Linked DNA regions of Homo sapiens: region 2 is linked to region 1. Evidence: read pairs that join two places in POLR2A ChIA-PET (ENCODE). Cell type or tissue: Panc1. All regions are shown on one strand. Each heading gives the region's core, and the rest is flanking DNA. Links, peaks and the distances in the headings are about the cores only. Region 1 overlaps TMEM247 (transmembrane protein 247). Region 2 overlaps EPAS1 (endothelial PAS domain protein 1).

What was found. Peaks named below come from ENCODE experiments on the same cell type or tissue, not always from the same donor. Only the 100,000 strongest peaks of a DNase experiment are listed, where the experiment ranks them.
Region 2: POLR2A ChIA-PET joins it to region 1 with 22 read pairs; 2 of 35 experiments call an interaction of 5 or more read pairs at or near these places.

Annotation. Positions count from the first base shown.
Region 1 is chr2:46,479,618-46,495,118 of GRCh38, reverse strand. TMEM247 (transmembrane protein 247) reads right to left here. Exons shown (of 3, transcript NM_001424184.1): 1 at 15,417-15,501; 2 at 14,355-14,714; 3 at 10,694-10,875. The coding sequence ends at 10,694. Among named protein-coding and RNA genes, the nearest start is that of TMEM247, 7.8 kb to the right of the region's middle. RefSeq lists enhancers at 4,166-4,215, 4,326-4,385, 4,015-4,547, 4,406-4,705, 4,548-5,080 and 1 more. In Panc1, for the core only: no CTCF peak of the experiment used is centred there; no DNase peak of the experiment used is centred there.
Region 2 is chr2:46,328,611-46,344,111 of GRCh38, reverse strand. The region is part of intron 1 of EPAS1 (endothelial PAS domain protein 1); the gene reads right to left. Among named protein-coding and RNA genes, the nearest start is that of EPAS1, 39 kb to the right of the region's middle. In Panc1, for the core only: CTCF peaks have their summits at 9,746 and 9,952 (motif pointing left); no DNase peak of the experiment used is centred there; H3K4me3 peaks cover 1,403 bases; H3K27ac peaks cover 2,238 bases.

The DNA.
Region 1 (15,501 bases), core at 593-3,092:
TCACTTTCTCTCTCCCTCCTTCTCCATCTGTCTTCCCATATCTTGGCTCTGCTTTTCTCCATATCGATTTTATTCTCAGGTAGGCTTTCCCCAAGTGGAACAAGATGACCAACAGCATCTCTGGACACATAGTCTACCAGCTTAGTAGCCAATGGAATAAGAGCTCATCTTTCCAAGAGTTTCGGCAAAACATCCAGGTTTGAAACTCATTGGTCAGGCTTGGGTCATGTGTCCACATATTAACCAGTCATTTTGGCCAGAAGATGGAATACCCTGGTTGGCCAGATCTGGGTCCTGGGCCTACCCCTTGACTAGACGTCAGTTAACCTGAACCTCATGGACTAAGATTGAGGAAGAGGGAGTGGCCCAAAAGAAAATCAAGGGGAAATAAATGCCGGACACACGCAGCAGATGTTACTGGAACCATCCTATGAACTGTCCTGTCTAGGGTCTGCCCCACCAGTTTATCATGCATATCTAGGTAGGCCTGAGCCCTAGTAGTGGACATTCTTAGGCTGAAGCCGGGATCCCGTTAAATACTTATCGTTACATACATGTCGTTACATATGATAAATCAATTCCTTATGAGACCCTAGAAATTGATAGCCCAGATATTCCCCCTCTTAATGAGGGTTTATCATTGAACACGAACAAAGCCTTAGTATAAGCAATGTTGCCCTAATGGTGGAATCATGGGCTTTACGGAAGCACGTTGGAGAAAATATTTTGAATCCAAGAGGCCTTTTGGAGACAGAGGCTCAGTAAGTAGGTACCCATTCATCCATCACATCCATGTTTAGGATCTAAATGTCCTTAATTTCATAGTAATTTATTCATGCCAGGAATGAGCAGAGAATCAGGATGGGGGAAGTATCAGAGGGGCCAAGAAATCATAGACAAGGGTGTCCGGGTAAAGAAGACTTTGTTATAGGCAGCAGCACAACATAGCTCTTCTCTGACATCCCCCTCACTCTTTCTTCCCATCCCTGTTCCTTTGTCACCATGGAAACCAATGATGCTCCCTCCTTCTCCTCCCCTCTCTGCTCACTCGGGTCCCCAGGCCCCACTGCTCTTTGTCTGACTGGCTTCACACCGCGGTTGCCAGCCTCTTTGCAAACACTGAGCCTGGGCATGCAGCTTCACCTTCTTTTCACCCTCCACCCCGCCACCCTCTCCCGCCTCATTTTCCTGCTCCCAGGCTTCTGTTTCATGCCTTCCTTAATCTTGATCCAGGCTTTAGTGAAATTGCCATCTTTCTTCAAGAAGTTGTATGAAAATTAGATTTTTGCCACTCTAACCTGATTTGAAATGCATTAAGAGATCTGTCTTTTGAAACACCTCAAGGTGAGGCAATTTGTGAAGGGAAGAAGCATCCCTTACTGCGGCTTCTGTGCTTAAACATTGTTAGAGAGTGAATCACATTCTATTTTTGTACTAGGAGTGTCTTCTGTTTAACGAAATCCCCCAGCGTGTCTCTGAGTGAAACAGAGACTTTATCATAAAGGAAATAACACTTCGAGTTCAGAGATTGTGAGCTGTTGGCCCCGTGGACTTTTGTTAGGTCTGTATAGTGGCTAAAGAAAATTGAACCAACATTTAAAAATCAGCAGGTATCACATAAAAGTCTGGATTTCTGGCTGCCCTTGAGTTGGACATGGGGCATGTATCTCCACATGGTGAAGATGGGAAGGAGGGAAAAAGGAGTAGAGGCTTCCTGCTTTACGGCTTCTTCCTTTCCAGTCAGCTATGCCTGGCCAGCTTCCCACTTTTATCTGGCCCACCTGGGCCCTCCTGGCATCTGAGCTTCTGACCCTGGCCCTAATTGATCTGTTTTTGTTTGTTTGTTTTTGTTTTTGAGATGGAGTCTTGCTCTGTCACCCAGGCTGGAGTGCAGTGGCACGATCTCGGCTCACTGCAACCTCCACCTACTGGGTTCAAACAATTCTCCTGCCTCAGCCTCCCGAGTAGCTGGGATTACAGGCGCATGCCACCATGCCAGGCCAATTTTTGTACTTTTAGTAGAGATGAGGTTTTGCCATGTTGGTCAGGCTGGTCTTGAACTCCTGATCTCAGGTGATCTGCCCGCCTTGGCCTCCCAAAGTACTGGGATTACAGGCATGAGCCACCATGCTCAGTTTCCTAACTGATCTGTTTTGAGAACAAGGATTCTCCCACAGTGCATAGAGTTTGCTTAAGGGCAGTCATCTGGAGTTCTTTTGAAGTTGGCCTGATACCTGAGAGCAGGTGAGCTTTCTACCAACTACTGTGCTTCCAGAGTCTTCCAATCATTGTTTTCTTGGAACCCACTCAGGCTAGCTCAAATATTATGGGCTTTATGTATGTGAGGCTATGGAGATTGCTCAGAAGTGAAAGTCAGCCTGAGTGAACTGTATAGGGTTTCTCTCTTACCCAACCACCTCCCTCTTCTTTCTTATACCTACTCCTGTCTCAGAGTGGACATACCAACCTGGTCTTCAGAAAAAGAGCCAGGCATAGCAGATTGAAGAGGGAAGACCCCAGGCTGCCAGTTACAGACTGACTCTCCCGTCTTAGGGGACCTAGGAGAGGACATGGGGTGGGATCCAGAGGGAGTTACCGAGGCCTTTGAGTATAGATCTGCTGCCACTCATGAAATGGCAGGTGTGTGGGTCAGGTGGGCCAGTGAGTGAGGCCTTACATCTGTCCCCTCTCAAAGACATTTTCCTCCTTAGCGCTTGGTGAGGGAAGTGTGGGAACACAGGAGGGCAAGGCTGCAGTGAGCCGAGATTGCGCCACTGCACTCCAGCACCGGTGACAGAGCGAGACCCTGTCTCAAAAAAACAGAACAAAACAAACAAAAAAGAAACACGGGAACAGTTAGAATAAAAGGGTAGATTCATAAGCAGAAAAACTCTGGAGCCACTACCCCAGCTACACATATCTAGAGAGATATACAGGGGGCCACACAATGCCATCTGAAATGGAGTAGCAGTTCTCTTCCCATGTTATCAAACCAGCTCGGAACCTTTGTTCACAAACCTAAATGAATGAGACGCAGCACGGTTCTTTGTTTTCTTCCAATCATCTTTCAGCTCCTTGCCACACTTGGTCTCTGGTACCTCCTGGCTGAGCAAGCTTGGGCAATTCCTGAACCTCTCGGAGTCTGATTTCTCATCAGCAAAGTGGGCGTCATGGGCTGAATTATCTCCCCTCAAAATTCAAGTGTTGAAGTCCTAACCCCCGAAACCTCAGAATGTGACCTCATCTGGAGATAGGGGCTTTAGACTACGTACTGGGTACAGTGTACACTGCTCGGGTGATGGGTGCACCAAAATCTCAGAGATCACCACTATAGAACTTATCCATGTAATCAAAAACCACCTGTACCCCAAAAACTATTGAAATCAAAAAAAGAAGTCATGGCGTTAAAATGAGGGCTTAATCCAATCTGACTGGTGTCCTTGGAAGAGGAAATTTGGACATTCAGAGAGACACCAGGGATGCACACAGAGAGGAAGACCACGTGGGGATGCAGTGAGAAGGCAGCAGCCATCTGCAAGCCGAGAGAGGCCTCAGAGGAAACCAAACCTGCCAACACCTTGATCTTGGACTTTCAACTTCCAGAACTGTGGACAAATGAGCATCTGTTGCTGAAGCCACCCAGTTTGTGGTATTTTGTTAGAGCAGCCTGGGCAGATTAATCTAGTGCGTACCAGTGCTCCTTCATGGAGGGCTATGGGATAAAATAGATGACATGAGAGTGTTGGACAGGGTACAATACATCCTAGGTATTCGGCAAGGGTGAGCTTCCTTTTCAAGAAGCCGTCACAGAATGCTTTAGCTCACAGAGCCTTTCTCAGATCGTCTCTTACACTCCTTCTGTTTATTTGATTGATCAATCATTGCTCCTTAATCACTGATTGAGCTCTGTGGTCTGGTTGTTGAACCCTGGCAATGGGTGGTCTGTGCAGCCACACTATTTGCTGCTCTTGCACTTCCAAGACCTGAAGCTAGAGCTGGTGCTCAGAGAAGAGCTGCCCCATGGTAGCAAGTGTCTGTCACTGGCTCTTTCTGGGGCAGAGGGAAGCTCCTGAAACCCTGCCCTCCCCACCTCCTCCACCAAGGGTCCCCCTGCTCAGCACTTTCTGCATGGCTTCCTGGTGGCTGTCTTCCAAGGCCTGCTTTCTGCCCCAGGACCTTACAAAGGCTGCTTTGATGAAAAGTTTGAGGCAAAGTGACTGTGTCATTTGATACAAGAGGCTCAAGGGGGTAAAAAGTGTAGCTTTCTTCTATTTTTGGATTTTCTAGCCCAGCGGAGAATGATCAGCTGAATGGGACTGGGGCGGAAGCCAGGAGCAGAGGGAGGAAATGCACCCAAGCTGGAGAGCCCCTGTGATTAGCAGCTGGAAGCCTAGAGCGTGACCTGCTTGTGAAGAGGCGCCTCTGCAGGCAGACTCTGCGCCCAGAGCTGGAAGGCATGCAGGGGCCACTTGCCCTGGGGCCACCAGACTCCTTCCTCCAATGGCCTGCTCCAACGGTCCCTGCCCCTGCAAAATGCACAGAGCCTGCTCCCTCCCTCCCTCCTGTTGATGGAGTACAGGCCAAGGATAGTCACTCTCTGGGTGAGATTTGAGAGGCACCACAAAAGCCCCTTAACCCTGGGGTCTCCGTCATCCACCGCCAGGGCAGTGGCACAGGGCCCTGCTCTCAGTGGGGGCTCTCCACATGGCTTAATGCTCTGCTGTCACCGTCGTGGAATTCATGATGGGACACTGCATTGTCCTCTTGCACTGGGCCCACAAATTCAGGAGCCGGACCTCCCCACCTCTCCCAGTTCTTGAAATTCAGGTTAGCAGTCACTTCCCTTCCCTGCTCTGGCTGATACCTCTCATCTGTGTAGCTTCTTATTCACCACCAGCCTCCACCTTGTTATCTCACTAATTGTCACTATAACCCTGTGAGGGACTGACATCTCTCTGACTCGTGGCCCTTTGTAGGATTTGCCCCACGAGCTCAGGCCTTTTGATGCCACCCCTTTGCTCTCTTTGAGGAACAAAAATGCCTACCTCCTGAAGCTATCTGTAATCCCCTCCTACTTAAGTGTAAGAAATTTGCAAGTCCGAAACCCATCCTCCACTTCACTCTTAAGAGCCTAAAAAGCCCTCTGAGGGCGCTTAATAAATACTAACTAATGAACCTGCAGCTGCTGCTCCTTTGGCTAATTAAATCTAAGTAAATCACAGACTTTGAATTATGCAACAAGGCTTGGCCAAAACAGCTTAAAAATGTGGGAGCCCTAGCTTTTCTGCTGTGCCCTGTGGAAAAATCCCATCTTTTAATCATGCTTAACCTTCCTGAAGAACAGCAGCAACCTTTAAATAATGAATGAACGTATATTAGCAAGATTTCCCCAAAGCTACACGTGGGAGTCAGATCAAAAAAGGGACAGAAGCAGACACAGGCCTGAGGGCATTCTGGAACTTTCTGCTCAGCCCTGGCCTGCAGGGTGAAATCATTTGGTTCCCCAGAAGCCCAGAGCATGAACTGGTGAAAGGGAGGAGGGGCAGATATGCTGCCACAGGCTCAGCTTCCTGATGTGGCACAGTAAGCTCCTGCCACCCCTAGCCTGCGGCAGAGGTTAATGGAAACCCCATAGCACTTCTGAAGGGCTGTGCACTCGGTTGTTCTCCCTCTCATTCCCCCTAGAAGACCCTCCTGGCCAAGAGCATTGTCTTCATAAAGAGAACAGATTTTGTTTTTTTTTTTTTTTTCTGGTAGGGTCTTGCTCTGTCCCCCAGGCTGGAGTGCAGTGGCACGATCACAGCTCACTGCAGCCTCAACCTCCCAGGCTCAAGTGATCCTCCCTTGTTAGCCTTCCCAGTAGCTGGGACAGCAGGTGCATGCCACCGTACCTGGCTTTTTTTTTTTTGGAGATATGGGATCTCCCTATGTTGCCTTGCCTAGTCTTGAGCTCTTGGGCTCCTGCCTCGGCCTCCCAAATGGCCGAGATTACAGACGTGAGCCACCGCGCTAGCCCAGGACAGACCAGGACAGATTGCATTGAGTCTCATCACCTATAACAGGCTTCCCAGACTTTAAGATGCATATGAATTGCTGGGGGCTGGTGGGTACTGTCAAACCACATCTGCTTCAGTGGGTCTGGGGCAGGGTCTGGGATGCTGCATTTCTAAGACGCCGATGCTGCTGATCCACAGATCACACATTGAAGAGCAAGGATTTAGGTCTTTCAACCCTGATTGCTTATTAGAATCAACTGGGGCACTTGTAAGGCTAACAAATCATCTCTGGATGTCATCTCAGATCAATTAAATCAGAATTTCTCGAACAATCTCTAGACTTTGGTCCTTCTTTTTTCTGAGTTAGAGTCTAGATAATTTAGAGGTCGCCCAAATGAAGCCTAGAAAACTTAACTGACTTGCTTACTTACAAGTCATCTGCTAACTTGGGACTAGAAATAGACATGGCAGGAAAGTGGCCTTTGGAATCAAGGCTTAACCCTCCTGCCCCCGAGTCTCTCCAACTGTAGTCCTGTCCTTGGGCTCAGGAGGGCAGCCTACAATATTCCATTTAGGGAACAGGAGAGATTTTCCCATCTTTCTCTCCCTAAGCCTGCCTGAAACTTTACTATTAGTGCTTCATTATTTGGGCTGAAGCTTAGTGGTCCTTTGCAATGAGTGCAATCTCTTATACATAGACTTTAGCAGCTTGGTGTCCATAGGATGATCACAGTCCCCTGACTGTCTCTGGGCTCTGCTCTGTGGGATCTGGGATCAGGAAGGGAAGGGGCTCTGGAGTCCAACTTGCCTCCCCTTGCAGCTCTGCTGAGGGCACCCAGCACAGAGAGGAGTGCCCTTCCCAGTCTGCTGCCCTGATTGTGTCAGGTCATGGGCTTCAGGCAGAGGTCAGGAGGATGAAGGCAGAGTGGCTCCAGGCGTGTGGCCAGGGAAAACCATGACCTCCCTGCTGTGGTATGCAGTACTCTTCCTTAAAGCAGAGTGCAGCAGTGGCCCGGCCCAGATTGGCTACGGCTGTGCTCCATCTGATGGTTTCAACCCCATCAAGGCTTTCTGGCTCAGCAGCTCAGGAAGGGAGTGGGAGCTGGGCCTAAGGAATTAGGGATGATACACCAGTTATTTGCTTAATTCAGTATCTCCCCCCTCCACTCATACTATCAGAATTCTAATTCTGTTTGAGGCTGCAACAGTGTCCACGCAAAAACCTTACCACCTCAGACACCCTACAGATAGGTGCAGCCACATGACCTTAGTTTGACCAATGGCACGGAAGCAGAAGTCTCTGGGTGGGGCTTCCTGGGATGCTTTTAAAAGGCGGCTCCTTTTCTGACCTGGAGTAACGGACCTGGTACTTGGAGCTGCTTCAGCCAACTTGACACTGAGGCGGGAAGCCATGGGCTGAGGATAAGAGCCCTGTGGTGGTGGAGGAAGGCACCACCTGAGTCCTCTATGACTTCTGAGAGCAGTTTCACCAGCCGTGGATGGACTACCTGGGACTTCTTGGTATGTGAGCAACACAAACCTCTATTTGGTGAAGCCATTGTGGCTGGATTTCTTTTACAGCTGAAAGTAATCCTCAAACGCAGGACCTCAGAAAGTTTTTGGTCTGGAAACGGGAAGGTCCAGGCAAAAAAGCGGCCCCCAGGAATTAAAGGAGGAGGAAGGCTTTTATTTATCTGTTTTGAATTACTATTCCACTCTATAATCTTTAGTGTATTGCCTATTTCCCAAGGGATTAAGTTTATATTCCTCAGACCAATATTCAAGGCTCCCTAACACTTAGCCCCAAACCAATTTTCCAGGCCTGTTACCTTGTACACCATTCCCTGGAGCAAGAGTGACCCTTCCCTCCTGGATACACGTTACACACTCCCACCCTAATCTTCATTTGTGTGAGGTATCCCTCCTGATTTCCACCTGTTCGGGCTTACCTAGCCTTATGAGCTCGTCTTTTAAGAAGACTTCCTCTATCACCCAGGGCTCCAGGGAGCTCTTCTATGATCTCGTTTATAGCTGAGGTCTGTGTACTGATAGCTGCTTTACATTTTCATGTGTGTTAAACTCATCTCCCCAGCAAGGTTGTGAGATCCTCCCAAGGTAGGATCTTGGGAGCAGGGTAACATGGAAAGAACATGTGCTCTGGGATGATCTCAGTTAAGTCTAACGTCTCTGAACCTCGGTATCCCTGGCTGTGAAGTGGAGATGATATACATTTCTACCTGCAGGGTTTTGGTGAAGATAGCCTCCTTAGGGACTTAGGGCGCATGGTATGTTAGCATTGGTGCTGAAGAGGCGCTTGTACATTGGCTTGTTACCTGGCTGGTAACTGCTTAGCTGGGCCTTTTTCCTATCCTTTGCCTCCCTCTCTCTTCTGATTTTCTGCTTTGCATTTGAATCAGAAGATCTGTTCTAAGTTTAGGGAGTGACCATGAGTAGTTCTCATTTTCCTAGAGGGCAGATCTGAGGCTAGTGGCTTCAGTATTCAAACACAATAGGGAAGAGTAGATTTCATGCCTGTGGCTAAACATGTGGGATGAGATGCTCACTTAACCGTTCAGGGGAGTTTACTTTCTCTGAAGATTAAGAAAAATGAATGTATTTAAGTCTAGTTTTACCTGGCAACAGATGGATGGATTAAATGACCTTACGCACTTGGGTGTTTTGGTTTGTGTGTGTGTGTGTGTGTGTTTTATAAATGCCCAGTTCTGTCTGCTCTAAGAAGGTAAACAGGTGGACCTTAAACTTTTTGCTATCCTTATCTCCATCTCTCTCACCTCAACCCCATGGGGCAGAAACCCAGATCAAATAAAATGATCAGAAGAAGTGACCCATACCACAACGGCCCTTCCTTGAAAGTTTAATGAGAAATGATACTTTTATCACTTCCAAATTAAGTACCTGTCACATGCAGCTATCAATGGGATTGGATATATGGAGTTGGGTGGGAAATGAGAAGTCACCATGGACTTACATGGCATGATAATGTGTACTGACATTGAAGTCCCAAGGCAGTCATTTTTTTCACGTGATTTTACTGAGAGTCGCTCGAGAGCCCAATGAGACAGAAACTTATTCTCTTGTCACTCTTAAGGCAGAGCCCTATGCCAGAGGAGAGAAGGGGTCAGTAAAGACTTGATTAATTGCACAGCTGTGTCCAGCCTCATTCAGTTTGCCACATTATCACTAAAGTGTCCTGTGGCACAGCCAGCCATCGTGGCTGGGCTGCTGGGCTCAGAGTAGCCGACAGTCTGCAAGGAGTGTGTGTATTGAAGGGCTGAGGGGCTGGTGACTGGGGGAGTTGAACCCCTTTGTTGCATACTTGCAGGGCAGCTTCACTTTGTGCCTGACCGTGAGCCTTCTGGTGTTCAAAGTCTGTTCCTTTGGGTTGTTGTGTGTTTATTTGAGGGGCTGTAAACCTCTCTACTGTGGACAACTGTATACTTGTTTTGTATCTCTGTGTCAGTGTATTTGTTTCTGGGTTAGCCTTTCTGCATTTTTGTGAGTCTGTGTGCTTGGGTTAGTAGGTGGGTACGGGGTGGGGGTGTGTGTCAACTTTTTTTTTTTCCATGTCCAGCTTTCTAATAGAGTAGAATTAATGACGTCCTCTGGGTCTAATCAGGCACTTAATTCCTCCTTCCTTATGTCCCCTAGGAGTATGCCCTTATTTTGCCACATGCCTCACCCAGGGGATACACAGCTTAGTGATAGGGGTACCCCTTGTCCACCAGGTTCAGCTAGGCCTGTGCCAGGCTCGCTGGAGCTTCACTGCCTCTCCTTTTTGACCATATGCTGTCTGAAGGCCAGCTGTGTACAAGTCTCCTCAGGCCCAGTGCTAAATGAGTCCTGGCCAGTGGCCTGGTGATGGTATCCTGCCATGTTGGCAAGCTGGAGGGAGCTTGGGCATCTTGGCTTCAGGAGCCTAACATGGGGTGGCAGGGCTGGGCTCCCTCCGGAGGCTCTAGCAGAGAATCCTTCTGTTGCCTTTTCTGGTTTCTAGAGGCTTCCCATGTTCCCTGACCCGCAGTCCCACGTCATTCTGGCCCCTGCTTCCATGGTCACATCTCCTTTCTGACTCGCACCCTCCTGCCTCCCTTTTACAAGGGCCCTTGTGACTACCGCGGGCCTACCTGGATAATCTGGGATCATTTCCCCACTGCAAGGTCCTTAAACACAATCACATCTCAGCCTCTTTTGCCATATAAAGTATTCATGATCCTGGGGATTAGGACATGGACATCTTTGCAGAAGATGGGGGCGGGGGCTGCTCCCAAGCAAATCACAGGCTTCCCACCCCTCAGAGGTCTATGAACATGAGTAGATGTGGTGAAACCCAAGCCAGCTTGGTCATGATGTACTTCTATGGTTCTGGAAAGGTGTTCTAAACCCACCTTCCCTGCAGATATCTCCCTGACCTGCTAACATCTGAAATCGTCCTCTTGGGATAAGGCATCATGTCCACAGTGAGAACTCAGTTTCTGTATAAGGGGCATGAACGTGTTTCTTCACTCTCAGGTGTAAATGACTGACAGCAGGGCCCTTCCTAAGAGTGGATTCTGATTGGACAGAGGCACAAAGTGAAAAAAGGAGGTGCCTGGGAGGCTGGGATCATGCACGGATAACACTCTAGCATGGCAGGGGCGAGGGTTCCCAGTGAGGGAGAGAGCAAAGGCACTTGGAAGTATGACCAGAAAGTTTTAATCAAACAGAGCAAAATGGCTGCAATGCAGAATAGGTAGTGCTTGGCGAAGAGAAAGAAGACCATCTCCTTGGTGACATAGATGATGTGAATGAAGATGAAGCAGTACAGGAACATGGCAAACTGGTTCTGGGGCAGCAGGAAGTTCTGGAGGCCTCCTGAAAACTGTGGGGGAGAGAAGACAGTGGAGATGATGATGCCATTGTTGGCGCCAGGCAGATCTAGGTTCAGTCCTGCTCTGACCCTGCCTGTATGTGACCTCAAGTCATCATCTTCACCTAAAGAAAGGGTAATAGTGCCCATTTCCAAAATCATGAGGGCTGGGCAAGGTGGCTCATACCTATAATCCCAGTACTTGGGGAGGCCAAGGTGGGAGGATTGCTTGAAGCCAGGAGTTTGAGACCAGCCTGGGCAATGTAGTGAGACCCCTATCTCTATAAAAAAAAATTTAAAAATTAGCCAAATCTGGTGGCGTGTGCCTATAGTCCCATCTATTGGGAGGCTGAGGTGGAAGGATCACTTGAGCCCAAGAGTTCGGGGTTATGGTGAGCTATGCTCATGCCACTAACTTCAGCCTGGGTGAGACAGCAAGATCCTGTTTCTTAAAAAAATAAAACAAAACAAAAGATCACAAGGAGGAAAAGTGAGATAATGAACATTCCTAGTCAGGTAACTAGCACATAGAAGGAACTCATCATTTTTTACTTTTTGAGCTGCTCTTATCCCTCCTGACTGGGGCGCCAGGCCACCACCTTCCTTTCTCTTTATGGTCTGTACGGCCCATTGGAGCCACACACGTGGGTCTTCTCCCTCTGACTCCAAGAGCCCCACATGTGGATGTTGGGTCTTGGGAGTGTTCTCTCACAGTGCCCTGACATTCAACCTAGTTTCCTGGACAGTGGCCCAATGACATGGTGTCCCTTGCATATAAATGACTGTTTCTCACTCCCTGGGTCCTGACACATATCACGTGGGTCAGCCCATGGTCCTTCAGTCCAGGGTTTGGTGTCTCTTGGAGGCAGGTGCTGAGAGATAGGTGATGGGGTCTCCCTAAACCCTCAGAGTATTTGGGCTGGGGGAAAGCAGCTTGAGTTGTCTGGCTAATTCTGTCTGTGGGTTGCTCTTTTCTTGAATCTATATAACTGGGGCCCAACAGTCTTCATTTTAACTGTAGAAAGTATCAATGTATAAGTAAGGCAAAAGCTGATATTATTTTGATCCATAGTTAAGAGGGCATAACCCATGCATTATTTTTTAAAATATTTGTAAAAATCATGGCATATTTTTGGAAAGCACCAGGTGGCAGGGACCGAGATGCCCTAAACTAGCTAGAAACACACTCAAAGAGGTATTTTCAATTCAATACACTCTCTCTGTCCGTCCATCTATTCACCCTCCCAGAAAAAGAGAAGAGAGGAAGGTACAACATCAAGTCAACTCCCCAATTTTTAGTAAATGCACAAAAAGTAAGCACTTTTGTAAACTATCACCAAAGGCTGGAGGATGGGGACACATCACTGTTGAAACAGCTGCATAAAATGTGAGGGCAACTAGACCAAACTGAGGGGACAGAAAATGACCTGATGATGCTGCCTCTAAAATGAATAGCTAGGAAGGTTGGAGACCAGAGGAAGCAATCCAGTGTTCTAATGGGAGTGGAGGACGGGGCTGACCCGACGGTTCTCTGCAGGCTCAGTATGGCTCTGGACCCCTGGACTTTGCCACCTGTCTGCAGTCTGCACGTGTTTCAGTCTGAAATGCTGATGAGTGATCATTATGACTTTCATTAAAAAAGAAAGTGCTTGTGAAACCCTTTAGACTTTTCAAAATACTTTCAATGTTCTAATTCTTGAGCAGAAGAGAGAAATAGAGAGAGGACTATATACCAAAGATTTCCATCTCATCCAGCAAGGAGAAAGATTTTCAAACTGAAAAGGGGGTAAAATAAATATGGTTAGGAGGAGACACAGGCCAAAGGCATAGTTACAATATCATATCTGCTTTAAATAGTTTCAGGTTCCACTTTGTGACAGATTTTATCCCAGGCTACTGAGAAAAGTCACAAGTTTGCAAATGGAACTTAGAATTCAAAAATATTAGGAAGTGTGCTAAAGTCTAAGCAATAGGCAAATGTTTTCTAGACTTTTCAAAAAGGGTGTGGGGGCAGGGGAAGATTCTGGAAATCCAAGTTCAGTAAGCTTGACTGAGTTCAGTGAAATCATTTCATGTTTATAATGAAGCAGGTATTTTGTGAACAGAAAAAAAGATAATTGTTTAAGAAGCCAGCACGTGCTCATTGAGAACAAATGATGCAAAACCAACCTTACTTTCTTAAAAAAACAGAAACAAAACTGGACCAGTCAATTGGGGAAATGCTATAGGTAATGTAATATCTTAATTTTGGGAAACCATTTGACAGTGCGTCTCCGTTTTTTGGATAAGGTGGAGAAATGTGAGCAGGATAAAATGTAACTCAAGGGTGATGATTAATGGAACATTGCCAACCTATACAGAGACATTTAGTGGTATTTACTTTAGGTCATTTCCTCCTCAACAATTACAGCAATGATTTGGATAAAGGCAGAAGGCATGGTTCTCAGAACTGAGGATGACTCAGAGCTGGGAAGCACAGCTAATACATCATATCCCAATAAAACTGAAAAGTGATAAATGTATGTTGTTGCATTTGGGTCAAGAAGTGAATTGCATGAGTACATAAAAATGGTAGTAGCTAACGTTTATTGAGTGCTTACCTAATGTGCTGGGCTAATTGCAAAGTGCTTTGCGTGTGTTCTCTCATTGATTCCTGACAACAACCCTGTGAGGTAGGTACTACTTCATGGATGAGCAAGCCAAAGCTCAAAGGAAATTAGTAATTTGCCCAATGTCAGGGAGTTTATAACTGGCATTTTAATCCAGGACTTTCTGACTTTAAAGTGCAGGAAACACTGCTTTAAACAACATCTTCCACTATTGAATGCTTATGATAGCCTAGCCACTGTGCTAAGCTCTTCACATCCCATTTAATCTCAAGTAGGCATTCTTATCCCCCATTTAATACAGATTAGGGAACAGTGGTGTACTTCTTGTGAAAAGATGGCTGTTTCAGTTGACTAGAAGGCAGTATGATCCAACAGAATAAACATAGCCCTGATCGGGGAGGTGATGGTTCTATCAAAATCCACTGGCCAGGGTGCAGTGGGGATTCTGGGTCTAGTCTCCAGGCATCAAATTTTAAGAGATGCAGAGAGGACTTGTGAGCGGTGGAAGAGGGAGGAAATGTTGAAGACTTTTCCTTGAAGCTACCAAAAAGGCTGTCGGGTGGGCGATGTGGTTCTGGGGACCCTCCCGGCCTCAGCTCTCCTTAGAGAGTCACATCTCAGCTTCCCGTGGAAGCTCTGTTTAACAGAGCTGGCCAGGTAGGGTAGCGAGCTTTAAGGCAGTGAGCAGACATCTCTGGAAGTGAGCCAAGGCGGAGAGGGCTGGAGACCGCCCGAGTGGATGCTCAGCCCCTTTCAGCCGAGATCCAGGATCTGCAGGGTGGGGTGCCGCGCAAAGCAGGGAAGGTGGGCGCCTGCTCCAGGCCCCATGGGACTTCAGCTCCAGGCCTCCCTCCTCCCAGTGCCCCGTTCCTTGTCACCCACCAGGCGGGGCGCCGCCTCTTGCTGCAGCTGCTCCATCACCACCTCGTGCTGCCGCTCCCGCTGCAGCTGCTCCATCACCACCTCGTGCTGCCGCTGCCGCTGGTTCTTCTCATGCAGGTACTTGAGCCGCGTGAGCTCGAACTCCATGCGCACCTTCTCCAGCTCCATCTCGGGATTGCGCTCAGTCCCAGGGGTCGGGGGCAGCTCTGCGGGTTTGGGTCCGTCGCCAGCCTGGCCTTTGGTAGCACGGCAGGACTTGGGGGACAGCGATTTAAGCGGCCCTTGGCAGCCTCCGTCCTCACAAGCTTCCATCTCTTCCAAGTAGTCATAGGAGGAGTCTGGCTTCTGGGACTCTGCCTCCTGGCGTAGGGGAAGCAGGGAGGGGAGGTACCTTGAAGAGTCAGGATGGGGCTGCCCCTGACCCCATGGAACTCCCGCAGCCCCAGGCCGCAGTGGACTGGGGTGTTTGAATTGTAAAGATCTAGGCTGAATTCTTATTAGAAGTGCTCTTACCGGGAGTTGTCAGGACCTGCGGGTCAAGGAGAGGGCAAACTAGCACAAAGTAATAGTGCCCTAAAGTTGCAAGTGGAGGCACTGGGAGTTGAGTAGATTGATGTCCATTTTTCTAGTGATTTTTCTGATCACCAAAGAGGCAACTTCCGGGCCCATCCTCAACTCTACCTGACTTTGAGGTCAGTTAGATGCCAGGTCTTCAGGAAGTTACAGAGGGAGAAAGAAACCCAGGGTCTGAATTGAGAGAACCTAAATATTTGGGGACCAGGAAGAGGGCTATGGTGGGGAGCCAGGTCCTATCCACCCAGCAAGGAAAGGACCCCAAGTGGGGAGGTAGATAGAGGAGACCAAACCCAGCTTCATATGACTTCACAATCTTATGGAGGGCTACCTGGTCCCTGGTGACAGCTGGTGCCAGTTACAGGGCTGGGGTACATGTCACCTGATGTTCTTGGCAGTTGTCTGGAAGCTCAAAGCATGTGTTCCTACAGTATTCTTGCTCCCCCTGACGGAATAGGCGGGGGTGGTGAGACACAGCAGCCCCCTTACCAGATAAGCCCTTGGCTTCCCTTCAGACTTGGAGTCACCAGGCACCATCTTGGGGAAGGTCGGGCAACTTTCTCCCGCACCCCGG
Region 2 (15,501 bases), core at 7,935-10,434, 160 kb after region 1:
TTACACAGTTTAGAGATGTGGAAACTGACGCTCAGAAATAATATGTCATTTGCCCAATGTCACAAAGCCAATGCCTACATAAGCCATTTAAGGGTTTATAGTCAGTGAGCAGACACTTAGAAGTCCGGAAACACACAGGGGATCCCTATCTAATTCCATCCTTGCAACCAAGTGAGGTAGGCAAGACAGGTACTGTCACTGTTCCCCTTTCACAGATCTGGAAACAGACACTTGAGCAGGTAAGTTACTTGCCTAGAGCAACCCAGCTAATCAGTGGCAGAGCTAGGGCTAGAACCCTGCTCTTCCTAGGCGAATACTCTTTTCACTGCTTAACTGTAGGAGATAGTGGCTTTGGCAAGAAATAAAGAAACAGCAACACCTTAGCTTCCAGAAAAAGGAAGATTGAGAATCTTAGGCAGCCTCTTGGTTCAAAAGTCAGGGAGGTGGGATTTCAGCTGAACCTAAAAGGACAAATAATAATGCCTTTACAGAAAGCACTTCTTCTTAACATGTGTTATCTCATTTGATTCTCACAACCCTGAGAGATAGAAACTATCATCTCCATTTAATAGATGAGGATGTGGAGATTTAGAGAGATTAAATAATTTGCTAAAAACATTGTCTCAAACCTAGTTCTTCTGGGTCCAAGATCAAAAGTTTTTCCATTGGCAGCAAGGAGACTATCATTTACTGTACAACTTTGATGTTCCCTGTGCTGTGTTGATACTTTCCCACAACCTGGATGCTCACACATACTTTGGGAAGAAGGGCTAATACTTTTTTAAATACAGTGACAAAAATTTCATGAGGGGAGCCTCATGTCTTTAAGTGTGCACCCATTCACCTTAGGAGAACACCTGGAATGTTAAGAGTAGGACTAAGAACCAGCATCAGAGTTCAGATGGGGTCGGCGGGGGAAGAAGGGACTAAGTGCTGTGGGCCTTAGCAGACACAGGTGCCGGTCACAGTAGTGCTGGGAGGGTGGGGGAATGTTATCAGATGTGGCTCTGCAGTGTTCCATAAAAGCAGCAGGTCCAACCCTGCCACAGTATCTATCTATGCCGCAGGTGGAGAAAAAGGTGTTTCTTTTTGTTTTGGGTTTGTTTTGGGTTTGTTTTTTTTCCCCCTGGACATTTTCATATGCACAAATTTATAGTTACTCTCCCCGAGGTGGAAACTCACATTCTGAAACGTTTGATCCCAGCTAAAGTTAACAACCACTTAAGCACCAGGCAGCCAGTCAAAAGATAAAACAAAACTGAAATGTCCAAAAATTGTCAGCAGAGATATGCTACAGTTCATCCAGGAAAAACCTCTTTGCCCAGAGCTTCGTTATCTTAAAAACATCTTAACTTTTAGGTCATTGCTCCGAGCATGGCTTAGGGATCGCTACTTAGGTCATGAATCTAAGGATGATCTGCTCTTGGTCAAGATGATCTTGGTTCCTGACTTCCATATGAACACAGCCTGGAGTGAGGCCCCAAGATGTCTGTCACCAGTAACACAGAGGGGTTGGCTGCCTAATTAGCTAGACTTTTAGAGTGATTAGGACTCACATGCCTAATGCCTGTGGCCATTCAGGTATCAAAACAATATGCCTATTACCCTATAAGGTTAAATGGCTTAGAAACAGAATGGATTTCAGCAGGTAAAGAGATGACTGAGGCTAATTAAGCCAGCTGGGATCAGTCTATTGGTTGGTGGTGAAATTCCAAGCTGGAGCCAATTTGCAAGAAGCTGAGAATGGAGGAAATAAAGGTCAAATGCAATTGGGAGAGGTCTAGTGACACTTCTATGAGGCTTGTGGCTGCTGTACAGGGGCTGCCTGATAGGAGAAACACACCCAGCTCCAGGTTCCAGAGATGAGAAAGAGTCACTGGTCCCCATACTTAACTGGGGCAGAACCAAAGTCGGTGGTTCTCAGTTTTGCTGCTCACTGGAGTCACCAGAGGAACCTTAAAAAACAGATGCCTGGGCTCTATCCCCAGAGATTCAGATTTAATAGGTCTCAGGTGCAGGCTGGGCAATGGGAGTTTTAAAAGCTCCCCACGTGTAGCCAGGGCTGAGGACCACGGTTCCAAAGCAGCCAGTTTTTAAAGGAAGGATGGATGGGTGGGTGTGTGTGTGGTGGGGGGAGGCAGATGGGGTTGGACTTAAATGTTTTTGGAGATGCAAACAGCTATGTCACCTTTCTCAAAGAGTAGGATGAAAAGGAAACATATTTATTGAGCACTGGGGCCAGATGCATTTAATAAATGGTCTCATTTGATCCTCACTTAAATGATGCAGTGTTATTGGCCCCAGTTTTGCAGAGCCGTGGGTCTCAATTTTAGCTTGCATCAGAATCACCTGGAGGACTTATGAAAACATAGATTTCCAGGCCTGTGATCATGTGTCTATGGAAGACTGACGCCCAGGTCCACTTCCAAAACCTAACCACACTCTTTCCCTCTACCATGCACTGTGTCCATATTCACTGTGTCCAGCAAATTTGAAGTCACCATCATAAGCCAAACAGTCATTTATCTAGGAGTTGGTGTGATCACCACTGTACCAGATGCTATGGCTAATAGGAAGAGGGAGATGAAAATAATGAGACATGTGAAATAGATGCCACACAGAAGGTGGCTACCCTTCAAAGAAGCCACCTTGGGAGAAGCCTATAACTTTATGCTGGTAGGTGGCCATCGCTCTGTCTTTTGGGAAGTCTTTTAGAATTAACTTCAGAGCCACATAAGAAAATCAGTCACAACTCTTCAAAGGACACACCTCATTTCAAACCCCAAACAATATTATCCAGTTTACCCACCCCGTTAGTCACCAGACTTAGCTGTGGATGGATTGTGGTTGTTTGATAGGATAAAATGTGCCCTCAAAAGATAAGACTTTGCCACAATTGAAGGTATTGAAAAGAATGGTCTTGGCTGTGAGGGCCATTCCAAAGGAGTGACAAAAATGTTTGAGATGAAGGCAGTGTTCCAGTGGTCAGTGTTCTAGGTACATTCTGATGTCCAAAGGCTGCAGGGATCAGTAGGGGAATCTATCACAAAGGGAGGAAAGGTATCAATGTTAGATAGTGAAAACAGAAAATAGGCCAGGCACAGTGACTCATGCCTATAATCACAGCACTTTGGGAGACTGAGGCAGGAGGATTGCTTGAGCCCAGGAGTTTGAGACCAGCTGGGCAACACAGCAAGACCCCATCTCTAAAAAAGTTAGAAATTAGCTGGGCACGGTGGCACACACCGGTGGTCCCAGCTACTCAAGAGGCTGAGGCAGGAGGATCCCTTGACCTGGGAGCTCGAGGCTGCAGTGAGCCATGCACCACTGCACTCCAGCTCAGGTGACAGAGTGAGAACCCATCTCAAAGCAAAACAACAAAAAGTTACAAATTCAGAATGGAAAATATTAAATTAGCAAATTCAGGAGGAGCTGGCCAGATCAGACAGACTTTGACAAGAGAAAAAAGGCATTAATATGCTTTAATACACACACCTCTCCTGAGGGGCATGGTCTCTATCCTGAAAGAGACCACAGCCCATCTGGGAGATAAGACTAATAATCCACACTAGTATATCAAAAGTCTACAAGAGGGGACAAAGAAGAGAGAAGACATGAGACTGGAGTGGTTAAAACAGGGACAAATGCTTTCACTTGCCACTTCCCTGAAAGAGGAATCCTGGAAAGCATCTCATACCTCAGCCTCCCAACCTCCGCTCCGCTGGGGCTGAGCCTCCAGCTCTCTGACCTACTCTAACGGTCTGTGTCCCTGGAGCAGAGGGCCTGGACTGCATTCAGCGCTGACAGTAATGTCTGGGGCTCACCCAGCATGGCCCTCTAATGGTCAATTCTGCTTGGGTTGACTGGAGATACTTATCTTCTGGCCTTCTCAGCCCCAGGCAGCCTTGTAGAAAAGAGCAGCAGATTCGATTACTAAGCAGCCCATCTGGGGCTCCAGATAACCCAGCTCCTTACGTAACCGGAGGACACGTGGACTCCCCAGCCCAGCTGGGAAAAGCTGTGTGTACACAGGAATAATCATAATGAACTGTCCCTGTGCTTAGCTTCATCAAGCCCAAGCCTTAGTGGGTGCCAAGGTCTGAATGTTTACGTCCCCTCAAAATACTTATGTTGAAATCCCCACTCCCAATGTGATGGTATCTGAAGGTGGAACCGTTGGGAGGTGATTAACTCATGACAGTGAAGTCCTCATGAATGGGATTAGTGCACTCGCAAAGGAGGCCCAGGGGAACCCTCTCACCCCTTCCACCATGTGGAGACACAGCTATGAACCAGAAAGTGGGCCCTTACCAGACACTGAATCTGCTGGCACCTGGACACTGGACTTCCCAGCATCCAGAACCATGAGAAATGAAACTCTGTTGTTTATAAGCCACTCAGTTTACGGTATCTTGTTGTAGCTGCCCAAATGGGCTAAGACAGTGGGGCATTCTTTATTCTACATATTAGTGAATAATACCACTTTACATTTGGATCACACACTACAGTCTAAAACACTCGTGAGTGAATCTGGAAATCTGTAACTAAATTTGTAAATTTCACACAGTAGGCTAGGAAGAGCAGCTACCATCATTCCCATTTTAGAGATAAGGAAAAACTGAGGTTTAGAAAGGTAATGGGAGTATGTGGAACTGGAACAAAAGCCCCGAGTTCTGGCTTTTTCAAGGCCCTGTGAACAGAGCGCCTGCTGACAAGCAGCACTGGCCATGTGGCACGATTAGAAACAGACCTTCATTATCTGTCCATCATATAACCTAGCTTTTCCCAACACATAATTTCCTTTTTAAAAATGCCGTGGTGAAGATAAGGGTAATGCATATTTAGTATAAGCAACTTCAAAAATACAAAAAGGTATGAAGAAAACGAGCTGAGATCTCATTGGATTTATAAATTAATACTTTGCTCTTTTTACTTAACAGGATATCCCATTAAGAATTCTTTCAAAATATTCATAATAGCCAGCAATATCACATCATGTGGCTGAACCACAATGCATTTTACTATTCCCTTATTGCTTTTCGTTATGGTTTCTAATTTTTAGCTGTTATAAATAATGCCATGACAACTACCTTGGCATCAGGTATTGCTTACTTCTTACAATAAAAGATATGTATCCAGCTTGCTGCCAGCTCCCCGTAGCCACCTCACAGTGACCCCACCCCCACCCCATGAAAGCTGAGTTGGCAGATTTGGCTACACTGGCATCCTCAGGACCACAGCCAGCATTACTGAGCACAAAGCATGGGTCACGGTGCTTCAGAGGGCAGTATCAGAGGGAAGGAAGACAGAACATGCAACAGTCTCAGCCTTGGAACCAGGCTCAGCCTCCTTTTCCCATGGCCAGCTCTCTCTAGGCTGCTTCTCTTCCTCATGCATACGCAGGTCAAAGCATCTGAAGAGAAGACCAGCTGTGCTAAAACTGGTGGCTTCCTTTGACTCTAATCCAGTTCTGAGAAGAGGGCCACCCTTGCTGATGAGCAGGACCTCTTCCCCCACTGTAAAAATAAAGTGTTCTTTCCATCTTTCCCACCCCTCATCTTATCCACTGCAGGGATGTATAGAGAAGACTCGGTGCTGTCTTCACTCATGAAAAAGCAGGGAGAAAGCCAGCGGGTGCAGGAGGCATTTGCGTGGCTCTCCATTGCTCTCTGTGGCCTCTGATGTCTGCCACTGCCCGACCCCTGACACCATGCAGCCTTCAGCTAAGAGACTAATTAACCTCCGCAAGCTGAGATACTGACTATATAACTAGGAAACAACCACATGTGACTCTTTCCAGTTAGTAAAGAACTCTCAGCATATTGCTTCTGTTTAATCCTGAATCAATCTTGCAGAGCAGGTGTATCACTCCCATTTTACACATAAGGAGACAGACCCCAAGGATGTTAGTGGCATGCCCAGCCATCACCCAGTGATGGAGCCAGCACTCAAACCTGGATCATTTGACCCTAAATCCCATATTCTTGATTGTAATTGGGTGACCTTCCCTACAAGGCCAATAAGCAAGTCCCTCAGGTTCAAAAGATTTAGCTGAGCTGGGCATCTTGAGGGTGAAGCCTTCTAGGATACTAAATCTGATGAGCTTTTTGAAACATACACTTGGTCTGGGAAGCAGCAAAGTGAGACACGCTGGCCACCATTTTGCCTGAGGCCAGCCCCTCAGCTGGCACACCAGCCCCCTTGGGATAGTTCTCAGCTTGGAGAAGTCTGTCTTTAAAAGAAAAAGAAAAAAAAAAGGTTTGTGCTTTGCTTGCGGAGTCTACAGCTGCCACAGGTTGTTTCCTTCTCACCAGACTGTTTTCTTTGGTGCCACCTCTCTGGGCTTGAAGGTATTTCCCCACACCCAGGCTGTTACCAGATCTGATTTAGATTTTTTTCCTTAGGGCTTCTACCCATCAGCAGCCTTCTTCCTTTGGATCTCACAAGCTTCCAACAACACCATCTGTGGTTTGGCTCAAACCCTTCTGCCTGTGCTGCCATCCTGTTCCTACAACACTGCCTTCAGCTAAGAAAATTGACAAAGAAATTGCACGGCGGTTGAATCAAGAAGAAAAGGCCTGAGATGTAAAACGGATTCCTCGGCATGAAGCAAACTCCGTGGGGCAAGTGGGGAGCAGTTTCCCGCCCCACTTCAGTCTCTAGGGGGGACTTAGCTACTGCTGCTGCCCCTCCCACTCCCTGCCTGGAATATACTCTCTCCATCTCCCAGGCCTGTCTGAATTAGGCTCATATTTCAAGATCTCCCATGCATCCGTTTCCCTAGGAAAGCCTCACCTGCACTGACTTCTCCTCCAAGTCCCATTTCAGAGGTTACACACGCACGATTTGGCCCTGTGTTGCTCTCCTTGATTTCACTTCTGTGGCTTCTGTCTCCCTAACTAGACCACATACTCTTCAGGGAAAGAACCCCACACCTGTTCTTTTGGTGTCCTCTAAAGCATCAGTAGTACAAAGTGGTACAAACTGGAGACATCGGATAAAAACCACGTCAATGACTTCAGTTCTGTGGATTCCTCAAAGCTGCTCACTGTTCTAGATCTTTCCTAAGAATTCTAACCCGGCTCTTAATTAGAATAGACGGTTTCCATCTGGGAAGAGTCACCCTGCGGACACTCAAGGTGTGTGTGTCTGTTGGTGTTTTGTCACCTCTGTGAATCAAATCTGGGGTCTGAACTAGTGCTGCTGACAGCTGCCTGTGGAGTCACCCAGAGCAGCACTTCCCAACCTTTGCTGTGGCCAGGAATCACCCAGGGATCTTGTTACAGTGCAGGCTCAGTAGGATCTGGGCTGAAGCCTGGGATTCTGCCTTCCTAACAACCCTCAGAGGATGCTGATTCTACTAGTCTGTGACCTCACACTTTGAGTAGAAAGAGACCCAGGAACACGTGCGATCTTGAGACTGAAGATGCCATCTGGCAGGGTTAGTGCTGCCTGCTGCCATCCTAATCTGAGGCACGTAAAGTCCAACAAGTCCAATCTTCTCTCTGGCCAGGAAGAATCCTGTTCTCTTTGTAGCTTTCTTTATGGGATTTTACTAAGCCCTACATTAATGTCCCTCTCCTCCTTCAAGTCTTCCCTACCTGTATCATTTTATTCCTTCCTATTTCTTCAAAACCCACCCCTTAGGACCAGCCCAAGCCCTACTTCTTCCAGCAGTGTCCCTGGCCCCTTAGCAACATTCTCCAGGGTACTTCCTGCCCACACTACTCATAGGCCCTTATTAAAGGCCTCCCTGTCTTGGTGGCTTTTCTATGCAAACGTTCTACTCCTATAACTGTGCTGTAAGTACCAGGGGAAGGGCACAGACACAACATCTTCCACTTTCGTGTATCCTTCAGTGGAACCTGGGCTAGGGCAGACAAACTGGGTAAATATTTGCTGATTGTGAAAGACAATCAAAAATGCCCTTTGCTCTTTTCCTTTCCCTCTCAAGGAGGAAAGAAAAAGTGATCCCAGCTGCCTTGGCCTCCATCCCCAGCCCAGCCTTGCTCCTCTCCCAGGCGCTGCAGCTGGGGCGGCTTAGATTTTATTTCGCTCTCTGCAGCTCCTCTTCCCTTCAGTGAAGAGTTAAAGCATCGGGAAGGCTCCTTCCCACTTGGAAATCTCCATTTCCTCCTGCAGCGTGAACAAGAGAACTCTATGGACAGAGGCCGAGTGAGCCAACTGCGCAGGGAGTGAACTCACTCTGAATGGGGCTGTTCTAACACCCGCCAAGTCAAGTCATTAAGATGCCATCCCCGAGGTGCAGCCCCCAGCGTCACCTCTGGATATCCATATCCTCAAGCCCGCCGGCAGAAAGGATGAATGGTGAGCACAGAGCTGGTGAAAGCAAGCTCTTTCATGAGCAGGGCGTGAGAGGACCTCTCCGGCTCCTCTTAAGGTGGGGGTGGGGCGCTTCGGAGTAGAAGTCGTTCCTCCTCTCTCCCACTGCCTCCTCTACCACACCGAACTAAAATTAACCCTCAAATTTACAGGGAGTTACCCAAAAGATTGCTCCACAAAAGGCAACCAAGAAGGGGGCTGGGTAATAACATTAGAAAAAATATCTGCAATGCCAAAAATAATCACTGTGTCATGAGAAAACAGAGCTGGACTGCCTCAGAGGCCAGCACTGGGTATATACAGGAAGGAGGGGGCAGAAATTCCCCTGGCAGTGTCGTCAAACATTCTGGATGGAAAAAGGCGGGTGGGGGGCGGGGGTGCACATAACCGGGACAGACAGTTGTCAGAACTCTTTTCAAGTACAGAATATGATTTTAAGGGTCAGTTCTCTCTTCTTTATTTCAGACACTTTAATTTCAAAGAAAACATTTGTTTAGACTTTTAATCAGGACTGATGCTTGATCACATGCTAATAGTGAAATATCCTAGGATCTGCCTTACTAATCCCAACATGTTGCCAGAACTTCTGGTTCCTGGAATTTAAAGTATTTCAAAACAGCAAGAGAAGGGGGAGAAAGCACGGGATCCCTCACTCTCCTACCCCCATCCTCATAACCCCTTCTCCCCTCCCTATTAAAAAAAGGAAAGCAAAGAAAGAGGAAAAGTGAAAGAGGAGAGAGCTGGTAGAGAATCTGTCCTGGGCTTCCTTTATAAAGAATCCTGATCTGAGGCCTGTTCACATGGTCACATGTCTAGTATTGTGGGATCTGATTCATGCCACAGCGCGAACACTTGCTTTCCCCCAATTCTGCCCTCTCTTGCTCTGATGAGAAGTGAGATGTCTGCGCACATTTCCATTCCTTTGTAAAGAAGTCATCAAAAGCCACAGGAAATGCTAAAAGTCTTTTCCAAATTTATTATCATGCTCTCAAATAACATTGAGCAATTTGGGAAATAAAACTGTATTTTTCCCCCAGCAATGGCTTATTCCCTCTGCTCATTCAATATATATTAATGATTCTCTCTTCCTACGATGGGGCTGTGAGCAGTAGAATGAAATGTGGAACAACTATGCCTGACCTCAGGGAGCTTGCAGAGAGGTGAAGAGCCAAGTCCTGAAGAATGGGCTGAACAGTCAGGGCTGTAGGAGTTTGGGAGGAGAAAGCCTGCAAGGCTGGAGAAGACAGGGAGAACTCTGCTGGAGGTTGGCTTTGAAAGAAGAGCAGGATACAGGGAGGCAATCAGGATGGCAGAGGGATGACAAAGACACACTGGGAATGGGCAGAGGTGCCAGTGGTCGGGAGACAGGCTAGAGAACAGGGAGCAAGGCATTGAGAATCTGGGTGGGGAGAACGCATTCATTAAACAGACCTTGTTGAGTATCCATAAGGTGCCAAGCACACGAAAGGGCTTTAAACAAAAGGACAGGTAGCTAAAGTCAGATGCCCGGATAATTGCCTAGCCTGTTGTCTGATTAGTGGCTGAGGTGCCAGGTGGTGGGCAGTGCCAGAACCCAACCTCCATGCTCCTCCTGCTGGTCATGCTTTGGCCCTGCTGGACAGCAAGTGTGAGAACCCCTCTTTTCTTGGCACCAAAGCCAAGGAAAATGAAACCCTCTGTTGGAAGCTCTAAATATGGCAGCAATTCCTGGGCTGCCACAGGCTGGAGCCTCAGCTCAGTCCACAGAGACCTCCGCAAGGCATTCTTGCTGAACAGTAACTCATAAATGTTACCCATGGGATGAAAAACAAACTTCACCCAGGGCACACGCCTCCTCTGGCTCTGGTGGTGTTTTATTTATTTCCACAGACCTTAGTCCCCATCTTCTGTTTGTTTCCCTTGCCCCTCACTTTCTTTACCACTGACCAAGAATAAAATTTGAGTCAGATCTTGGGGCAAGGAACAGCTCGCCAGCCCACCACTCTTTCCCCAAAACCATTTTCAGCTTGTCGCTCCCCCATTTTAAAATGAAAATTGCTCCCCACCATCCTCATGATGAAGTCCAAGCTGGACGTGCTCCTTGAGGTCTCCCAGCCCTTTCCAAACTTAGCTCCTACGATCCTGTAGCTCCACGCTTACTCCAGCCAGACCACACTATGCCCTGCCACCCCCAAACTCCGCACCCCTTTCTGCTGCCCAGCCATGTCCCCAGTTGATTTGTTCCACCTGAAGTGCTTCTTCCTTTCTGACCTTCTAAACCCTAAAGTTTGAGAGCCAACATAGGCCTGCCACCTCCACAGAGGCTTTTCTGAGCATCTTACCGAGCCTACACTGGTGTCTCCTCCTCACTCCTGCCTGGAACACTTAGACAATCTGTGCTACTTGACTGCAAGGCACCGTCACCTTGTTAGTCCTAGTTTTAAGGTTCTCTGAGGGCACAGGCAAAATGTCAAACCTCTCATGTATCAAAGTACCTTACTCCAACAATAATAGTGTCATACAGCCCTTTCAGTTATGGTATGGTGAGCTGGCATGAAGATTAAATCAGTCACGGTCCCCCAGCTGTGGGGGTATTGCAGAGTTCCAATGCTTTAGTGCTTCCAGTAGAAAGTGGATTAATAAAGGCGAGTGATGGTGGCTATATTCATCACTAGGTTGCTTAACACCCCATGACTCCTCACTGTCCCCAGGAAACAAATCCCTGTATACTAAGGATGTTTTCACACAGAAGTAGCTGGCTGTGCCCGCTGTCCACATCATGGGTGTGTTTCGTGAGCCAGCTGCTAGTCAGCTCTCACTGACACAGGTGAACAAGTCCGGACAAGGGCAGACCCCTCCCCTCCTGACCCGTCCCATCCTTAAGAGGCCAGGGAGGTTTCTGCCTCAGATCCCACCTCCTCGACACTACAGAACAATCTGTTGCCCAACACCCGTGGCCCAGAGCCCTCACCTCACATGTGTAGGTGCCCTGCTTGGACTCAGATTTCTGGCAGAGGATGCCAGGGCTTGGCCAGGGTTCCACCCTTCTGGTGATATAACATAGAGGTGAGAAAATGGGCCAAGCCCCAGGGGGAAAAAGCCACTAACACAAAAATCCTAAGAAACAAAACAAAAATGAAAACCTAATGACATCCCTAAAGATCAGCAAGTGGGGCTAAAGAACAGCCCACACTTTGGAAAAAACACTGTCCATTAGCCCAAACTTCAAAAAGTCCACTCTACTCTACTCCTCCGCCTTTGACTTCCCTGCAAGACACACATCAGACGAGGAGGGGGTTAACAGAACCCAGCTGCCCCTCTTATCTGGCTAGCCTGCTAATGGCGAATCTCTGCTACTGAGGTCCCGTCAGTGATTTCTGCAAATCACTTTTATTAGAGATAATGTCATCTTTACTTCATTATCCAGCCCAGCAGCCAAAGAGAAAACAAGTTGATACACACACACACACACACACACACACACACACACACACACACGTATTTTTTTTTTTTTTTCTGTGAAACACCAGTTCTGTCCATTAACACTGACAGGTGACAGGGAACTGAAACTCCTGGACCATTCTTATAAGATTTTGGTCAAAACTTGGCACTTAACCCTCTTTTTCCTGGGACAAGCAGAGCACACCCCACAGCCTCTTCCCCAGAGCCTCTAAAGCAATGGTTGGTTTCTGTGCGATGCTCATTGCCCTGGCAGCTGAAGACAGGGCCGCTGGTGACACCATGGCAGGCCGGCCTGCACACTCAGTTCTGTCCAGCAGATAAAACAGTTGTATAACACGCAGGCAGGTGAGTGCAGGAGCACTGCTAATTCTACTTTATGCAAAGCAATAATTAACATGTGAGTCAGCAGCAGAGAAAGACTTTAAGCCCGGGGAAAAAAAAACAGCCTGAAAGTCCTGAAGCCTCAGAGGCAGCGCCGTGTCTGATTAAACGATTTAGAAGATTAGAGTGAGTGTAGGGAGACCTAAGTGGAGGTGGGGTGTGACTGCAGTGGCTCTCCCTGAGTAGTCTCTCAGCTGTGTCCAGGATACTCTGAATTTCGGTGCCGGTTGGTAGAAAGAAAAGGTTCATTTTTCCAGAATCAACTAAGAAGTGGTCTTTTCTGTCTCTCCGCTTAGTTATTTCCCTTAATTATTTTTAAACCTCGGAGCTTTGGCTTCATTGGAGTGACGTCTGATGGCCACAGAGATTCTGACAAATGCATCTGTTCTTTTCCCATGGTGGTCTGCCAAACCCCACAACTCTATGCCACCTAGAGGAAAGATCTAAAGCAGTCAGAGTTCTAAAAGGCCACCCTTACATAGCTAAAACAGTTTTGTTTTGTTTTAATGAAAAAGTACTTCTTGGCATTTTAGCATTTTTGTAAAAAGTATGGCTCCTTGGAATTTAAATCACATCTGGTCTTTGTTTGATGAGCCAGGGCTTTCATTTATTTGACAGTTACTGAGTGTCTACTACATGCCAGGCACTGGGGATAGAGAAGGGAAGACAGATCCCTACCCTCCAGGAACTGACAGCCCAGTCAGGGAGACACACTGAGCAGACCAGGCCAAGCGCATGTGCCATGCAGATGCAGCAGGACTGCCCGGGCTTGAGGACTTGGACACTTACTCTATGACCTGGGGCAAGTTACTTAAGTTTCTCTAAACCTCAGCGTCTATGAGTGCCTGCCTTACAGAGCCTCTGTGAGGAATAAATAATATATACATGTATGCAGAGAACCATGCCTAAGAAATACTACACACTCAATAGTGTTGAGGCCATTGCTACAGAAGTCAGGAGCAAGTGCTCTGGGAGCAAGAAAGATGACATAACCCAAAATGGGGAGGAAAAAAAAAAAGACTCCTCAAGGGTTTCCCCAGTTGTGAATTTAAGGACAAAGGAGAGTTAGCCAGGACAAGGAGGTGGTAAAGGAGTCCCAAAAAGATGGGGCAAAATCAGGCCCCGTGAGGCTATGGTTGTAGGAGGACAGGTCTTGCCAACAGGGGCTGAACTCCAGAACAATGCTTGGGACCATCCCTCCTAAGGTGTCCCAAGGTGCCCTCAGCCGGAAGCAGAATCCTGGTTTAGCTGAACCATGGGGCAACCCTATTGTGGCATTTCTTCTATTTTTGCATTCCTTGTGCTTTGACAATGAGATGATTGTGTGGATATTACAAGAGGTGATTATCTCCATGGGCACTGAGCCTGTTTTAGCGCAAAGACCTTGCTTTGCCAGAGCCAAGACTTCTGAGGTCACAGCTAAGTTGCCAATTCTAGAGAACTTCTGACAAACCTCAAGGCCACTGGGAACCCTGCTCTTTGCAGGATGGCTTATTTTAAAAGATAAGCTACACTAAGTAGGTGCTGGGCAGAAGGTAGCCTGGACTTGAGAGAGCCTCAGTTCAGGGACAGTGCACTACCCATCTATGTGTGCCTAGCTCTACGTGTAGGAAGAGAAAAAGACAGCCTGTGCTATGAAGCGATAACAGCTCAGAAACGGAGCTGGATTCTGGATTCTGTAAAGCCTTTTATCCCAGATCTCTGTGGGAATGGGGGTGCTTGGTGAAGCTCATGCCATCACGGGGGTCAGGGGCAGAGGGCACAGAGCTTGTTTGATTCTGTCATGATTTAAAGCATTAAGATGGAAACTTGGAGGGAAAGTTTCAAGAAAAGAGAAACAAAGTATTACTGATGATTCTGCCTGTTACAACAAACATGTGGCATCACAAACGGTCTGGAACCTCAATCAGAATGTTCAGCAGTTACACATTCTTAGTTGGATTTAAGTCATTCTGTGAATGATTCATCTCAATGCCTATAAGTGAACTTCTTGGCTGTGAGGCAATAGTTGGGGAATTTAAAATGTGTAATATTCCACAGAGGCAGGCAGAAGCTATGCAGACAGCCAGAGGTGTTTTTGTCTTTAAGAAGGATGTGTGTGTGTGTTTTGTTTGTCTGTTTGCTTGTTTTGAGATGGAGTCTTGCTCTGTCACCCAGAGTGCAGTGGTGTGATCTCGGCTCACTGCAACTTCCGCCTCCCGGGTTCAAGCGATTCTCCCGCCTCAGCCTCCCAAGTAGCTGGGATTACAGGTGCCCACCACTGCACCTGGCTAAATTGTGTATTTTTAGTAGAGACGGGGTTTCACTATCTCGGCCAGGCTAGTCTCGGACTCCTGACCTCATGATCCACCCGCCTCGGCCTCCTAAAGTGCTGGGATTACAGGCGCGAGCCACCACGCCTGGCCGTGTGTGTGTTTTAATAGAAAGCCTATAGAGATGAGCACAGGCCAATTAATAGGCAAGGTCTCCAAGGGGAAAAGAGCTTATCTTACAGGGACAACTCCTCGGTCTCATTGCCTTTTTGCTGCCAGCTTCCCTTGACCATCTTCCTGTTTTTCCATAGGCCTCCCCTTACCATAAATAGGATAGCCTACACGTTCCCCTCCTGTCTTGCAAGGACTGTCGGCATAGGTGCTGAGTCCTAGGAAAGAAAGAGCATTCTAGCAATGGTGCCTCCTACCCTGTGGTTGCCTCGCACCCAGATGACAATCCCTGAACCAGAGTCAGTAACCAATCCTAGCGCTTCACTTTCAGACACTGGCCTACTCAACCAGGAAGGGTTTCTGGAAATGCCCCTATTAAGGAAAAGAAATGTAATATGCAACTTGACTTTAAAAACCCAGGAAGCTCTAACACTCTATCAAGTTCTTAAGACTTTTTCTTTGCTGCATAATCCTTGGCCAAGTTCAAAGGTGAGCACTTTCCCAGAGGCTCATTAGGAATAATGTTTACTTCATACATTTTGAGGATGCAAAGTTTGACTCCATTTTGCTTATTTGGAAAAAAATAATTTTTTTTATGAACAAAAAGGAGGAGGGAACAGGGAATGAGACAAGGGTAAAATGTGAAAGAGAAGAAAAAGGTGCTTAGAAGACTGGCCTGGAAGGCAGACTTGTGTTCTGAACATTTTCACCTCTGATTTGCTCTGAAGAGTTACAATGGGAAGATATTGTACATTTCACCTTTCTGAACCTTGAAGACCCCATCTGTCCTCCCCACTGTTCTAAGTGATTGCTGAAGGTACGTTCTGATGGTAGATATGATATATACTCATGTTTTCACAGAGGATGCTACATAAATAAAGTGTAGTGACATTTATAACTAGGACTTCTGGGT